Regions from separate parts of the Homo sapiens genome. Here region 2 is linked to region 1. The links are chromatin loops, found by intact Hi-C in ENCODE. Cell type or tissue: pancreas. All regions are shown on one strand. Each heading gives the region's core, and the rest is flanking DNA. Links, peaks and the distances in the headings are about the cores only.

Region 1 (7,737 bases), core at 1,432-6,431:
GGGGGCAAGGGTGGGTCACCACACGCCCTGGGCAGAAGCCCTGGGCCTTCACACTCCACTCTGCCGCTGGGCCCCTGTGGGACGCTGGCAGCTTGGCCTCCCCAGCACTGCCCTGGACCCACCCCACTAGGCTGGGAAGGAACTCCCTCTGGGAACCCCTTGGGCTCAGAGCAGCCCCGGCTCTGCCCATACAGGTGCGCCCCTGCAGACGCCCCCTTGGGATGGTGTCCACACCGTGGCTCTGCCGGAACAGCCTCCCACATCCCCAGTCTCTAAGTGTGGACGGACATGGGGCCTTTGGACACCAAGTGGCCGGGCCACCACTTATCAGCAGAGGCAGCCCCCAGCCCACACAGGAACCCTTTCTTTGAGGGTCCAGAGGCCCGGGGCCTGAGTGTCTCACTCACAAACAGCCCTCCTCTGCCCACTGTCCCTCAGAAGCAAACATAAGTGCATCCCCCCGCCCCCTCCTCTCTCTGCAGAGTGGGCCCCAGAGCTCCTGTGAGCTCAGCCAGGTGGGGCCGTCCGTGTCAGTGGGGTTTGGGGAGACGGGTGCGAATGGACATCGAGGGACAGAGGAGACACAGGGCAGGGGCCCCGCCCACCCTGATGTCTGCAGGGGCTCTAAGCCCTCACCTCACCCCTGCTGGCCTGGAGGGAGGGGCCTGAGTGGAAGGGAGGCGGGGACTGGGGGCGGGGACCGTGGGGTGGGGGTTCCTGGAGCCTGCACAGTTGTTCCTTCATTCATTTGACACACTTGCAAACTGTGCAGCCTCAGCCTGGTGTTTGGAACCGGGCTGGGGCAGACGCGTTCGAGGGGCTGTTTCTTGGAGTCTGGTCCATGCCTGCAGAATTGCAGAGTTGGAGGACCCAGTGAGTACCACTGGTGGTTCAGGCTGTAGAGCGCCATATCCCCAGCCACCCAGTTACAGGGTGTGTTCCCAGAACCCAGCTGGGCAGGGTTGGGTAGGGAGGGAGGGATTGGGCCTTGCCAGGGCCCCCCTGTCCTGCAGTCCCCCTATCAGGCTAGGCCAGACCCTCAGCTAGCGAGGGTGCCTGGTGTGCTGCCTCCAGCCCTGCATGGCCTGAAACCTCCCAGTCCCCAGCCCTGCCCTCCACAAACCTCCAGGGGTCTGGTGAGTGTGCAGGGTCCAGGGAACAGAGGGGAGGCAAAGTCGCAGTGAGGGGCTGGTGGGGAGGGGGTGGTGAGGAGGGGGCATAGTGGGGAAGGGGGAGGTGGGGGGGGCTATGCTGAGGAGGCAGGTGAGGAGGGGGCAGATGGGGAGGGGGCATGGTGGGGAGGGGGCACAGTGGGGAGGGGGCGTGTTGGGGAGGGGGTGCCTTGGGGAGGGGGGGCAGTGGGGAGGGGGCGTGTTGGGGAGGGGGTGCATTGGGGAGGGGGCGCAGTGGGGAGGGGGGAGGTGGGGAGGGGACAGGTGAGGAGGGGACAGGTGGGGAGGGTTCGTGGTGGGGAGGGGGCAGGGGGAGGGAACAGGTGGGGAGGGGTCGTGGTGGGGGGACAGGTGGGGAGGGGGCGTGATGGGGAGGGGGCACGTTGGGTGGGGAGGGGGCACGGTGGGGAGGGGGCGTGGTGGGGAGGGGGTGCGGTGGGGAGGGAGAGCGGTGGGGAGGGAGAGCAGTGGGGAGGGGGCAGGTGGGGAGGCCCTGTGGGGAGGCCTGGTGCGGGCCCAGGTGGCTCCTCGTCGCCCCAGGGTGGGGGCCCCTCCTGGAGGCCTGTGGCCAGGCGGTAGGAACAGCCTGGCAGGAGTGCGGTCGCGCCGGGTCTGCAGAAGGGGCTCCGGTGGCCCAATGGCGCCCCCTGCAGGCTGTTGGGGTCCAAAGGCTCAGGCAGAAGCCCCAGGAGTTCGGGGTCCCCAGAGCTCGGGGGCAGCCAGGACGTACACGTTCCACCCCTCCAACCCACGGCACAGGTGGCACGCGCACCTGCTACTGGAGCACACCCCAAGGAAGGCCTGGGCTCGGGCAGAAGCCCCTCCTTGGACCTCGTCCAGCCTCAGCCCTGTGGGGACAGGGCTTTTCCCTCACGTGCTCCAGCTTCCTGAGCGGCTGCTGGCCCGGTCCTGCCCCTCACAGAGCTCCCTAAGAGAGACAAGGGATGTGCGCTCAGCCCACCAGGGCAGTCCGGCGCGGCGCCGGGGCTTAGTCCCCAGGCCTCCGGGGGTCCTTCCCAGAAAGTGGAGTGATGGGCTGGAGGAGGGACCTCCGGCAACCACGTGGGCTTGCAGCGACCCTCACTGGCATGGACCTTGGGGACCGAAAGGGGTCTGGGGTTCAGCCTGGGCTGGGGACAGCTCCTGAGTCCATGGGAGGGTGATCTGGGTCTGCCTGCAGGCTGGGTGAACTCTCTCCCGGGGCTCAGGCTGGGTAGGGCAGGGTGGGGGCTGCAGAGGGGTGCCTGGCAGGGAACGCTCGGGCTGTGGTCAGCTTGTCCTGGCCTATCTCCCTCGCCCCCACCCCCTCTTCCATCCAGCCTGGTGGCTGGCGGCCCCTGGAGAGAGCATGGGGGCATGGGAGTGAGCTTGGAGGGGCAGCCCCACCGGCCCTGTTGAAAGGGTCTTGACCAGCCCAGGGAGGCAGCTGCAGGTTCCACTCCTAGGTGGCCTTAGAGGGGTGGGGGTGCCCCACAGACCTAGCTTCTCCATGTGGGCTGAGCCCTGCACTCCCCTCGGGATTTGGATATTGGCTGCAGGGGGAGCTGGGCAGTGGGTGGGCACCAGGCTGGACAGCCCCTCGGACGGCGGGGTCTCATCCTGCCTGGGACCAGATGGCTTGCACCACAGACACGTGTTTCTCTGGGTTCTGGAGGCGCCAAGTCCGCCATCAGGGTGCTGGCGGGTCAGTTCCTCCAAAGTGCTCTCCCGGCCTGCTGCCTTCCCGCAAGGACACTAATCCCAGCAGACCAGGGCCTCACCCTCACGACCTCGTCTAACCCTCACCCCTCCTTCCAATGGGGCACGTCGGGGGGGTGTTTCTGAGCCCTGCCCTGAGCTGTGGGAAGGGCAGAGCCGAGCGCTGCCTCCATGACTGTGTATGAGGACTCCCACGGAGGCAGCCCCCAGGACAGCTCCTGTTTCCTTGAGCCCCCCACAAGGCGACTGCGTGGATGTGCAGGGGGTCCGGGGCTGCGGAAGTCCAGGCCACGGCTGCGTGCCCAGCTCAGGTCATGTTTACCAGGCAGGCCAGTGCCAGGGCCCCCGCCCGGCCTCGCAGCCCTGAGTTAACTCAGGCTCCAGGATAAACACCCATTCAGCCACACAAGGCCCCTTTGTCCTGGGAGAGAGGCTCCCGGCCCAGGACGCTGCCTGGTGGCCGGTGTCCTCGGCGCGGCCCCAGGCCCGGCCAGGTGCCCTGACACGTTCAGCCGCCCTGCACGGCCTTCTCCGGGCAGGCTCCCGGCTTGGCTCAGAGAGGCCCCAGCAGGGGACAGGGCCCTGGGCAGCTGTCAGAGGAGCCAGAAGGCCAGACCGGCAGGGCTGAGTGAGGAGGAGGACCTGGCAGCCGCCTTGTGTCCTGAGACCTTGTCAGAGCAGAGCTGACCCGGCAAAGAGAGGTGGGAGTCCTGCGGCCGGACATGCCTGTGGGCAGCGGGGAGGCCGAGGCGGGCCGTGCTGCCCATAGGGCAGCTGGTGAGCTCTGGAGGCTCGAGGGCCCTTCTTCTCCCCCATATCCTCAACCCCAAGCAGGAGAGGGGGCCCACACCCTGTGCTTGGCCCGTCTCCCCCGGCCAATGGCCACTGGTCTGTGGGCCTCGGTTTCTCGTCTGTGAAGTGGGCCACGGAAGGCTCTCAGAGGCCCCTCAGCCAGGGATTACACCCTATTGTTACCCAGGCTCGGGGCTGAGATGGGGGTTGCTGCCCACGGGAGGGAGGGGCGCGATGGTCCTGGGAAGCCAGTCAGGAGGTGCCGCAGGAGCACAGGTGGGCTGTGGAGGGGGAGGGAGTGGCCCCCAGGCCCCCCTGAGGCTGGCCCAGTCCCTGCCCCAGCCGTGACTGGCCATGGCCCGCTGTGGCCGTCCATCCCTGTGCCAGGCCCCCTCCTCCAAACGTGCTAAGAACAAATGCACCCTCATGCCCTTGGGGACACCCCACTGGCCACCCAGGCTGAAGCCCCTGCCCGCCCCTCAGCCTCCCTGGCGGTCCATGCGGCTTCTTGGCACCCGTGCCCCGCCCCTTCAGGGTGTCACCCACCTGGTCCGGTCCCTGCATGGCCCATGGCGGCAAGCGACCCCTGGCGGCGGCTGGGGGTGTTGTTGCGCCCACCCGAGGTCAGTACTGCAGTGCTGCTCACCAGGCCAAGGGGCAGACTCGCAGAGCCTTGGAAGCAGGTCCTGGGACTGCAACCCCCAGGCTCAGACACTACTGGGGCCAGGTGACTGCGGCCAGATCTCGGCCTGGGTCCCTCCCTATGTGGGGAGCCCCACTCTTCACTGATGGGAGAAAACGGCTTTTCTGGACGGCGTGATCTGGGCACAGCAGCAGCACCGACCCCTGGAAACAGGTTACAGCGTCAACCCTTGGTCTTGCCTGGCCCCTCAGGAGGCCCTGGCCCTCTGGCTGGTGCTGGGGTCCTAGGTGCCATGGCTGAACCCAGTGACCAGCATCTCTCAGCTCGGTACCCAGGTTCCCGGGATGCCCCAGCTGGGCCAAGCCTCTGCCTGACCAGAAGGGCTCCTGGAACTGCCTTGGGTTCCAGTGTGCCTGTCTGAGTTTGAGATCCGCAGGACGGGACTGCTGGAGATGGGGTTAGGGTCGGGGAGGAAGCCCTGCCGTGTGGAGACAGAACTTCCTCAGGGAAGCCTGTTTTGCTCTGAAGTCTCCACGCCCCCAAGGACGAGGACGACAGGAGCTGAGCAGCTGCACCTGCAGGGGGCCTCCCTCCACACCCACACCCAGGTGAGCGCTCAATTAGCTGGGGCTGCAGGCTCGCCAGGTCGGCACCAGAATCAGAGCCACCGGCATGCATGCCTGGCTGTTCACAGTTTTTGTTTTATATGAAAACTTCCCCGTCTCTACTAAAAATACAAAAAATTAGCCGGGCGTGGTGGCGGGCGCCTGTAGTTCCAGCTACTCGGGAGGCTGAAGCAGGAGAATGGCGTGAACCTGGGAGGCGGAGCTTACAGTGAGCCGAGTTCACGCCACTGCACTCCAGCGTGGGTGAGAGACTGTCTCAAAAAAAACAAAAAACAAAAAAACAAACAAAAAAACGAGTCCATTTGGACTTTGATGTGTGTACCTGAGGCCAGGACCATGTAGCCAACCCGAGGTGGCCGGGGCAGACTGGGCAGGCCTGAGCCTCCTCTATCCACTGGCTGTCCCTGCCCCTCGGCAGGGTGGCCTGAGCCTGGGGTAGGCAGGGACCAAGTGGCCAGCTCTGAGGGGAAGGGAGGGCACCTGCGGGTCGGCTCAGCCTCAGGCTAGAGCTGGGAAACCTTTGCTTCATCAAGACCAGAGCGGCTTCAGTGTTTAAATTGAAAGGAAACTTTTATTGAGTCATGTTTTCAAAGCAATCTAGTTTTTAAAAAAGTTGAAGACAAGACAGAAAAAAGAACATGACACCTAAGAGAATCAGACAGGACAGACAGACGGGAGCAGGGGGGCGGGGACAGCGGCTCCGTGGAGGTCAGATCTTCTCCATCTTGGAGATGAGGTCGTCGCAGATCCTGGTCAGCTCCTCGTTCTCTTTAGTCTGGAGGAGGAAGATGAGTTGCGGGGCTTCTCCCTGCTTGGAGGGAGCAGCAGGCCCAAGGGCCTTCTAGAAGGTGCTGCCAGACGGCCCCTTGAGCTGGGCTTCCCGCACCCACCTTCTGCTCCACTGTCTTCTCCAGCGACTGGATGCGCATCTGCTCCTTCCTCAGGCTGGCCTGGAGGGCCAACGCTTCCGCCTGGGCCTTGCTCCGGACCTGGGCGATCTCCTCGTTTGCCCTGGAGGGGTAGGGGCGGGGCAGAGGCTGAGCTGGGGCCCAGGTGCTCAGATTCTCCCTCCAGGGTGGGGCCTCGCCCAGCACTCACAGCTGCAGCTTCTCCTCCGCGTGGGCCTTCAGGGCTTGGTACCTCTGGCCCTCCTGGGTGATCCTTGCCAGGTAATCCTCCACGCACTTCTTCAGTGACTCTTCGTTCTAGGAAGGGGCAGGCATTAGCTGTGGGTACCACGCCGTCTGCTGGAGAGCACCCAGGCTTGGTGTCTGGGGACCTGCAGATCCTCGAGGCTGTCTGGGGCATCAGCCGTGAGCCAGTAGCTCCCGTTTTCCTTTTGGAAAAAGCCCCTTCACACAAGTTCCCAGCTCACCCCCTCTGGAGGTTCAGGACAGCCCTGGCTCTCCACCCTGAGATGCCGGGCCTGAACCTGGTGCCCTCACGGCTGGGCCCCCTCCTGCCACACCTGCAGCCTCTGCTGGCACCAAGTGCTGCTGGAAAGTGGGATGCACCTGGGACCACTGACAGCCCAGCCCGTCTCCCTCTGGAGCTGAGCCCTGTGCTTTGGGGACAGGCAGGGGAGGCCAGCAGGAGCCACATGGTTACCCAGACACGCCTGCTCCTCACAGGCTGCTGCCCCCTCTGGGGGCACCTTCCGCTCAGTGACTGAGAAGCCCTAACTGAGGGGTTCCTGGGTCCCCGAGTGGCCTCTGCTTGGGAAGGCTCAGCCTACCTGCCTTCTTCCTGCAGTGCCCCCAGCGGCCTCACAGCCCAGCCATCCTCACTCCTCTGTCGCAGCCCTGTATCCCAGAAGCACCCTCAGCACTGCAGCCTCTCCCTGAGCCCCTACCCAGCATGCAGCCCCTGATGTCCTGCGGAGGTCACGCCTCCCTTAAACCCACAGCACTGTGTTTCTCTGCTGTGGAAAATTCCCAACAGCGTCTGTCCGGGAGGCGGCATCCGGAAGCTCTCACGTGTGCACAGGTCAAGCCTCCCGCCACAGCGGCGTCTCTCCCTCTGGCTCTGGGGGCTGCCGTCCACACACTGGTTCCCAACTCAGCCTCTGCTTCCCTCATCTGACCTGTACCCTTTGAATTGTTAATGTTGTTAACTGTGTACCTGTTAGAAATTTCCATTTGGTTCTTTTCTAGTTTCTGTTTTTTTTTTTTAGACGGAGACTCACTCTGTCACTCAGGCTGGAGTGAAGTGGCATGATCTCGGCTCACTGCAACCTCCGCCTCCCGGATTCAAGCGATTCTCCTGCCTCAGCCTCACAAGTAGCTGGGACTACAGGTGCGTGCCACCATGCCCGGCTAATTTTTGTATCTTTAGAAGAGACAGGGTTTCACCATGTTGGTCAGGCTGGTCTCAAACTCCTGATCTCGTGATCCACCCGCCTCGGCCTCCCAAAGTGCTGGGATTACAGGCGTGAGCCACTGTGCCCAGGCTTTTTTTTTTTTTTTTTTGAGACGGAGTCTCGCTCTATCGCCAGGCCATAGTGTGATGGCGCGATCTTGGCTCATTGCAACCTCCACCTCCTGATTGATTCTCCTGCCTCAGCCTCCCAAGTAGCTGGGACTACAGGTGCCTGCCACCATGCCCAGCTAATTTTTGTATTTTTAGTACAGAAAGGGTTTCACCATGTTGGCCAGAATGGTCTTGAACTCCTGACCTCATGATCCTCCCGCCTTGGCCTCCCAAAGTGCTGGGATTACAGGCATAAGCCGGCCTAGTTTTTCTGTATTTTTTGTTTTCTGAGAGAGTCTCGCTCTGTCGCCCAGGCTGGAGTGCAATGGTGCCATAT
Region 2 (6,294 bases), core at 1-5,000, 63 kb before region 1:
GAAACGAATTCCTGATTTAGGAATTCAGTGTTTCCTCCTCACTCCAGCTAAGCACTCACTTTTTTTTTTTTTTTTTTTTTTTTTTGATACAGAGTCTCGCTCTGTCACCCAGGCTGGAGTGCAGTGGTGCGATCTCGGCTCACTGCAAGCTCCACCTCCCGGGTTCAAGCGATTCTTCTGCCTCAGCCTCCTGAGTAATTGGGATTACAGGCATGCGCCACCATGCCCAGCTAATTTTTTTTTTTTTTTTTGAGACAGAGTCTTGCTCTGTCTCCCAGGCTGGAGTGCAATGGCGTGATCTCGGCTCACTGCCAGCTCCGCTTCCTGGGTTCACGCCATTCTCCTGCCTCAGCCTCCCGAGTAGCCAGGACTACAAGCACCCGCCACCACACCTGGCTAATTTTTTTGTATTTTTATTAGAGACAGTGTTTTACCGTGTTAGCCAGGATGGTCTCGATCTCCTGACTTCGTGATCTACTCACCTCGGCCTCCCAAAGTGCTGGGATTACGGGCAAGTTTTTATTAGAGATGGGGTTTCATCATGTTGGTCAGGCTGGTCTTCAACTCCTGACCTCAGGTGATCCACCCGCCTCAGCCTCCCAAAGTGCTGGGATTACAGGCATGAGCCACCGCGCCCGGCCTGAACTCTCAGTTCTAACGCAGGGATTCAGGAATTGGGCTTTCAGACTCCTTCTGCAGTGTCACAGTCCAGACTTTTTTTAAATGAAGGACACCCCGCAGTGGCTCACAGTGGGTCCCAGGGCTAGCAGGAGCGTGCTGGGGAGCCGGCTCTGTCTTTGTTCGCAGTGGGTCCCGGTGCTGGCAGGAGTGTGCTGGTGAGCCGGCTCTGTCTTTGTAAATCCTTCAGGGGTCCTACGGCTGACTCCACCGGACAGCCCGTCCTGGGCCGTGTTAAGCACCTTTTGTAGAAATCGTATTTTTATTAAAACATCAAATCTGTGTTCCTGTAACAGTGCAGAGTAATAATATTTCTGAACCGTTGGGCACACAGGAGCGAGTGGAAGCCGGCAGAGCTGTCCACGTGGCTGCAGGGGCTGGGCCTTGGGGCGCGTGTGGCTGTGAGGCCAGTTCCAGAAGGAGCCTCACCATCCCTGGGGGTTTGAGTGCTGGGCCGCCCTCCATGGGTTCAGCCCTTGGCTTCACGCTTCCTGCTCTGCAGGATGGGCCTGCAGGGTCAGGAGACCCACGTCCCCAGGTCCTGTGACAGCGTGAGCTGCTCATGGAACAGTGTGGGACGTTCTCCAGGCCAGTGGCCCTGCCACCTGGTCATGCTCTCCCTGCTCTGGGGACCTCAGTGACTTCTTGGGAGTCCTGGGGTTAGGGGCTGGGACCCTCGCCGAGGTGTCACCCAGGAGGGCCAGCTCTTCTGAAAGACTCCTCAGGCCGCTGAGGGGAAAGAGCACCGAGTACTGCCCTAGGGAGTCCTGGATGAGGCAGGGCCTTCAGCCTGCAGTCCAGCCCACAGGCAGGGCCCAGACGCCCTGAGGGATGTGTGATGGCCTGGGGCCATGGAGAGCAGCCCCCAGCCCGGACCTCTGGGTGCCTACCTGCCTCAGCGTGGCCTGGCTGCAGGAGTGCGTGGATGGTTCCAGCGCCAGGATAGCAGTGTGGTGTCTTGGCTCCCGACCCTTCTCAGTGGACAGAAGCCATCCCTTAGGTGCTCTGCCCACACTGGGACCAGGCCCTGTGGGCACCTCACAGGCTTCTCTGCGGCCCTGGCTGCTGGTTTGTTCACACTGAGAGTCCTCCCTCGGGGCCTCCCTTGACCCCTAGGCCCTAATTAATCAGAGGAAATGATGGACCCACAGCTGGGGTGGGAGGTGCTCCCTCATGGGGACAGCAGCCCAAAGAGCTGTGAACAAACCAGGTGCCCTTGGTGACCCCAGGAGCCACCAGTTGTGTCCTGGAAGCTGGGCCTCCCATGAGACATGTCCCCCTCAGCCATCAGCAGACAGCAAGGGCGGGGACCCTGCCAGCCTAGAGCACACCCAACCACTAGAGGGCACCCTGATGGCGGAGGTTCAGTTGTGCTGACAGCTGGGGTCTCTCATGGGCTCACCTTATGGGACAGGGGGAGGCAGCCAGGGAGCCCCTGGTGGGGCAGCTTCAGGGACTGTGCCCTGCCATCTGGGGTCGCTAAGGAAGCACGCTGAGGAGGAGGGGGCTGGCCCACCAGCACCTTCATGGGCCACTGTTCTCCCGGTGGCCCAGCCCTTTGGTCCCCAGCACCCATTCAGGATCCCACTGTGCCCACCAGAGGTCCACCAGAGCCCTGACAGGAGAGGGGCCTTGGGTTTGTAGCAGGGACACTGCCCAGCCAGCGCTAGGGGGCGCTCCCGGCCCGCGCTTCGAGCCCCATGCTCTGCCTGCCTTGGTGTGGATGCTGGCACTGCCTGCCTGTTGGCCTGGTCCCCCCACTGCCCTGCAGGCCTCAGCCTTCAGGCCCATGTGGGCCTCCCCATCCTGCCACTGTCACCAGGCGTCCCATGGCCAGGCCTGCCTCTGGGGCCCAGCATAGGGTTTCTGGGCAAGTGGGGGCATTAGGGATGCAGAGTCCCTTGTAAGGCCACTTCCACCAGGCCTGCGCCCACACGTGCTTCCCTGAATGGGGTTGAGTTAAACCCTTGCCTGCCCAGGAAACGGGCCAGCAGTACCCCCTGACCTGAAAGGTGAGTTTGTAGCCAGAGCATTTTAGAAGCTAGAGTTCATGCAGCTCATGGTTGGGAAACCCTGCTCTTGAGCCAGCAGAGGGGAGGAGAGCAGAGGGAGGACGGCAGAGGGGACAGCAGAGGTAGGGAGAGCAGAGGGGATGGGGGGAGGAGAGCAGGAGGAGGACGACAGAGGTGGGGACAGCAGAGATGGGAAAAACGGGAGGACAAGAGAGGGAGGATAGCAGAAGGGAGGACAGCAAAGAGGGTGGTGGGGAGTCAGGAGAGACGGCACACCTCCTCCAGGAAGCCTTCCCAGACTTGCTCTCACCATGTTGTCCTCCCACCCTGCTAGGGCTATGAACTTGGGCAAGGGCCTGGTTCCATCTCTGGGTTCTCAGCACCTCATCTGCCCAAAGGTGCTTTATCACTGTAGGGGACCCTGATGGAGCCCAAGGCAGTGGGGGCACTGGTTGCCCGGCCTGGGAGGGCAGAGAGCTGATCTGGAGGAGAGTGACCGCCTGTGTAGCCCCCAGGGCCCCATGAGGGCTTTGCTTGCTTTTGGCTCCATAGAGGGATGCCCAGAAAGCTCCCCAGCTGACTGGGAAGGCGGATGCCAGGAGTGGGGTGATGAGAGAAGGTCTGCCTCAGAGCTAGTGAGAAAGGACCCTCCCCACCACCACCACCACCTCAGGAACCCACAAGCTGGGAGCAGCCAGGGCAGTGCACCCCCAGGCACCCTGCTCCCTTCCGCCAGGCCCCTCCCATAAACATTCCTTGCTCTTGGGGCTCCCAGCCCACCAGTGACTTTCGGTGCTGCTGCCAGCATCCATCCCGCGCAACTGGGACCACCTGGCAAAGTGACCCCTCCCTCCCCTATCCCAGAACTGGAGACAGAAAGCACAGGGCCAGGTTAGCAACCAGGTGTCTTTATTTTTCGGAAAGTTCGTCGCTGGGTTAACAAAATCGCACCTGCCGGTTTGGGTGACACCTCTGGCCACCATGCACTGGGCCCCAAGAAGAGACCACCCTGAGCCATGGCCCTGCAGGCAAGCAAGGGACAGCTGCCCAGACTCAGGGCCCAGTAACAGTACAGAACGAACCAACTGAATTCACGGCTTCCCTCCAAGCTTTGAAAGGTAGCAGTCCAGGCTATAAAACTCTAGAAGCATTGCGTAAGAAGTGTTAAGTCTACAACAAATACATCTTGTAAAAACTCAATAAATTATATATATAGATATATATAAACTTGTAACATCTAATAACATCGGAACCTGCACACAGGGCCGGCCCCTCCCTGGAAACCGTCTCCCTGCCTGGGACACACAGCAATTAGAAGAATTTGTATGAAAATACCAGCTTGCTTTGAAGTCCAAAAAATAAATCTCCTAAAGAAAAATCCTATAGAAATCTAATTCTCCTGAAAAAGGACAAAGGAAATAAAATATCTTCACTGGAATCACCTCCAACTATTAACAACCTTTTAGGCTTGGAGGGGATCCTCCAGCTCCGGGGCAGGCTGGACGTACATTCTTGGCCGTCCCTCTATCGGCGGGATAAACCTTCTCGGTTGTCAATAAGTTAAAAATTAAAACTCTCCGCCATGTGGCCAGCTAAATGCTGGAAGTGTTGGGGTGTGGGAACAAGAGTGCCAGGGGCCCATAAATAGCTTTACAAATATACAGGTCCAGTTTTAAAACAAAACTGCGGTGCCAGAAAAGGCCCTGGTCCTCTGCTTGCATGGGTGAGACCCCCTGGGGCCTCCCTCCACGCCCCCCCACGCCCCGCCCAGGGCCATGCCTGCCTCCTGTGCCCCCAGGGTCGCAGGCCTCCGTTGTACCAGCCTTTTCCTCTTCCATATATGTTATATATATATATGTATATATACCATATACACAGCATCTATTTATAGAAATGTACACTAGTTTCCGGAATAAACCTTTTGCATAAAAGGTAAAGGCTCCCATCTTCAGGTACCCGTAATTTCAGTCTCTGAGGGGCAGGGTGGGAAGTGGGAAAGCCTGGAGGTGGGGAGGCGGTGCCACTAACACCCCAGGCACAAGGTGCTGGACATGTGGGGCTTCCCTGCAGGCTCAGCTTTGGGTGTGGGAGGGGCCGAGGCCCACCCTGTGATGTCCCGTGGTGCAAAGGCAGAGGCCGGAGCCATGTCGGGCCCAGCTCCCTGCCCCACGGGGGTCCCACCGGGTGGGCCCACTTACATTCTGCACTGGGTCCCCCCAGAACAAAGGCCCCTCGGTGCTGCAGCACCAGTCAGGAGACCGTTGCACAGCAGCGGGGACACCCAGGGTACCTCTGCACCTGGAGGCAAGATGCGCACGCACACAGGCACACGCGGATGTGCACACACACACACACACACGCACACACACACACACAGACCAAAGCTCTGTGTAGCTGTCTCTCCATCTGCACTGAGTCTCATGCCGGGGAGTGGCTGTGCACCAGCAGCAGGGTGGGCTGCTAGGGACCCCTCACATTGTTGGGGACCAGTGGCCCTTCACGTCCGCGAGCCCCCACTGCTGGGTGGGGCCGGGGGCAGCAGGTCGTGGGCAAACACGGAGTCGTCCCCTGAGGAGCTGGAGCTGGGGGTGTCCTGGCCACCCGGGGAGTACTGCTCGAAAGGCGCCGACAGGTCCAGGTACTCCTGCTGGCGGGAGGCGGGGTGAGCGCTGTGCCACCGAGCCCCTCTTCGCACAGCCACCTCTGTGCCCAGGCTGTGCCCCAGAAGGCCCGCCCCACACCTCAGCACTCTGGGGGGCAGGATGGCCGGGGACGGCAGGGGGAGGGGCATAGGCGGGTGGCACCAGGCCAGAGCCAGCACTCACGTCGGTGGACGTCACGGTAAGGACACGGTCCAGGTCCTCCACCAGCTGCTTGAAGGTGGGCCTCTGGGAGGGCGCGGCATGCCAGCACTCCCGCATGATCATGTACCTGCGGGCAGGGCGCTCAGGAGTGAGCCCCGCCGCTTCCCGCCTTATTCGGGAACAGCCTGAAGGGCTGCCAGTCCCTCCCCCGCCCAGCCCCGGAGGGACCCCCACCCCTGAGGACCCAGTGGAGGGCCAGGGATGCCACTCACAGGTCGTGTGTGCAGTTGGCGGGCTTGTCCATGCGGTGGCCCTCCTTCAGCAGCTTGAAGAGCTCCTCCACAGGGATGCCGGGGTACGGGGAGCCCCCCAGCGTGAAGATCTCCCAGAGCAGGACCCCAAAGGACCAGCTGCAGGGGAAGGTGAGGTCAGGCTGTCCTGAGACTCCCAGGACAGACACCTGGGCGGGCACCAGGGGAATAGGCCAGGGCTGCGCTGCTGCCCCCAGGGAGGGGTAGAAACCACACCCAGGAGCTCCAGGGCACAGGCCTGGGGACTGCAGCTGGGGTCCTGGCTCTGCCCAGTTCCCGCCTCCACCCCTGAAGCCTGAGCTCTGCAGGACACGTACACGTCACTCTGGTGAGTGTAGACTCGGTCAAACAAGGCCTCAGGCGCCATCCACTTCACGGGCAGCCGGCCCTGGGAGGGTGTGGGAAGGCGGTGTTGGCGCCAGGCGTCCTACTGGCATGACCCCCACCCCCGCACCCCAGGGCCGGGCTCACGTTGGTCGTCTTCTTGTA

Evidence for each region. Peaks named below come from ENCODE experiments on the same cell type or tissue, not always from the same donor. Only the 100,000 strongest peaks of a DNase experiment are listed, where the experiment ranks them.
Region 2: it touches region 1 in a loop (2.6-fold over the local background); 95 of 110 quality-filtered maps call a loop at or near these places.

Annotation. Positions count from the first base shown.
Region 1 is chr4:1,742,917-1,750,653 of GRCh38, reverse strand. TACC3 (transforming acidic coiled-coil containing protein 3) reads right to left here. Exons shown (of 16, transcript NM_006342.3): 14 at 6,030-6,136; 15 at 5,822-5,942; 16 at 5,483-5,706. The coding sequence ends at 5,641. Among named protein-coding and RNA genes, the nearest start is that of TACC3, 25 kb to the right of the region's middle. RefSeq lists a silencer at 1,633-1,832. In pancreas, for the core only: CTCF peaks have their summits at 1,859 (motif pointing left) and 4,267 (motif pointing left); DNase peaks (open chromatin) are centred at 1,797 and 4,219; H3K27ac peaks cover 1,366 bases.
Region 2 is chr4:1,806,156-1,812,449 of GRCh38, reverse strand. FGFR3 (fibroblast growth factor receptor 3) reads right to left here. Exons shown (of 18, transcript NM_000142.5): 14 at 6,277-6,294; 15 at 6,123-6,193; 16 at 5,767-5,904; 17 at 5,516-5,621; 18 at 3,583-5,334. The coding sequence ends at 5,188. LETM1 (leucine zipper and EF-hand containing transmembrane protein 1) reads left to right here. Exons shown (of 14, transcript NM_012318.3): 14 at 1-971. Among named protein-coding and RNA genes, the nearest start is that of FGFR3, 16 kb to the right of the region's middle. In pancreas, for the core only: CTCF peaks have their summits at 2,146 and 2,347 (motif pointing right); DNase peaks (open chromatin) are centred at 1,169, 1,289, 2,039, 2,409 and 1 weaker place.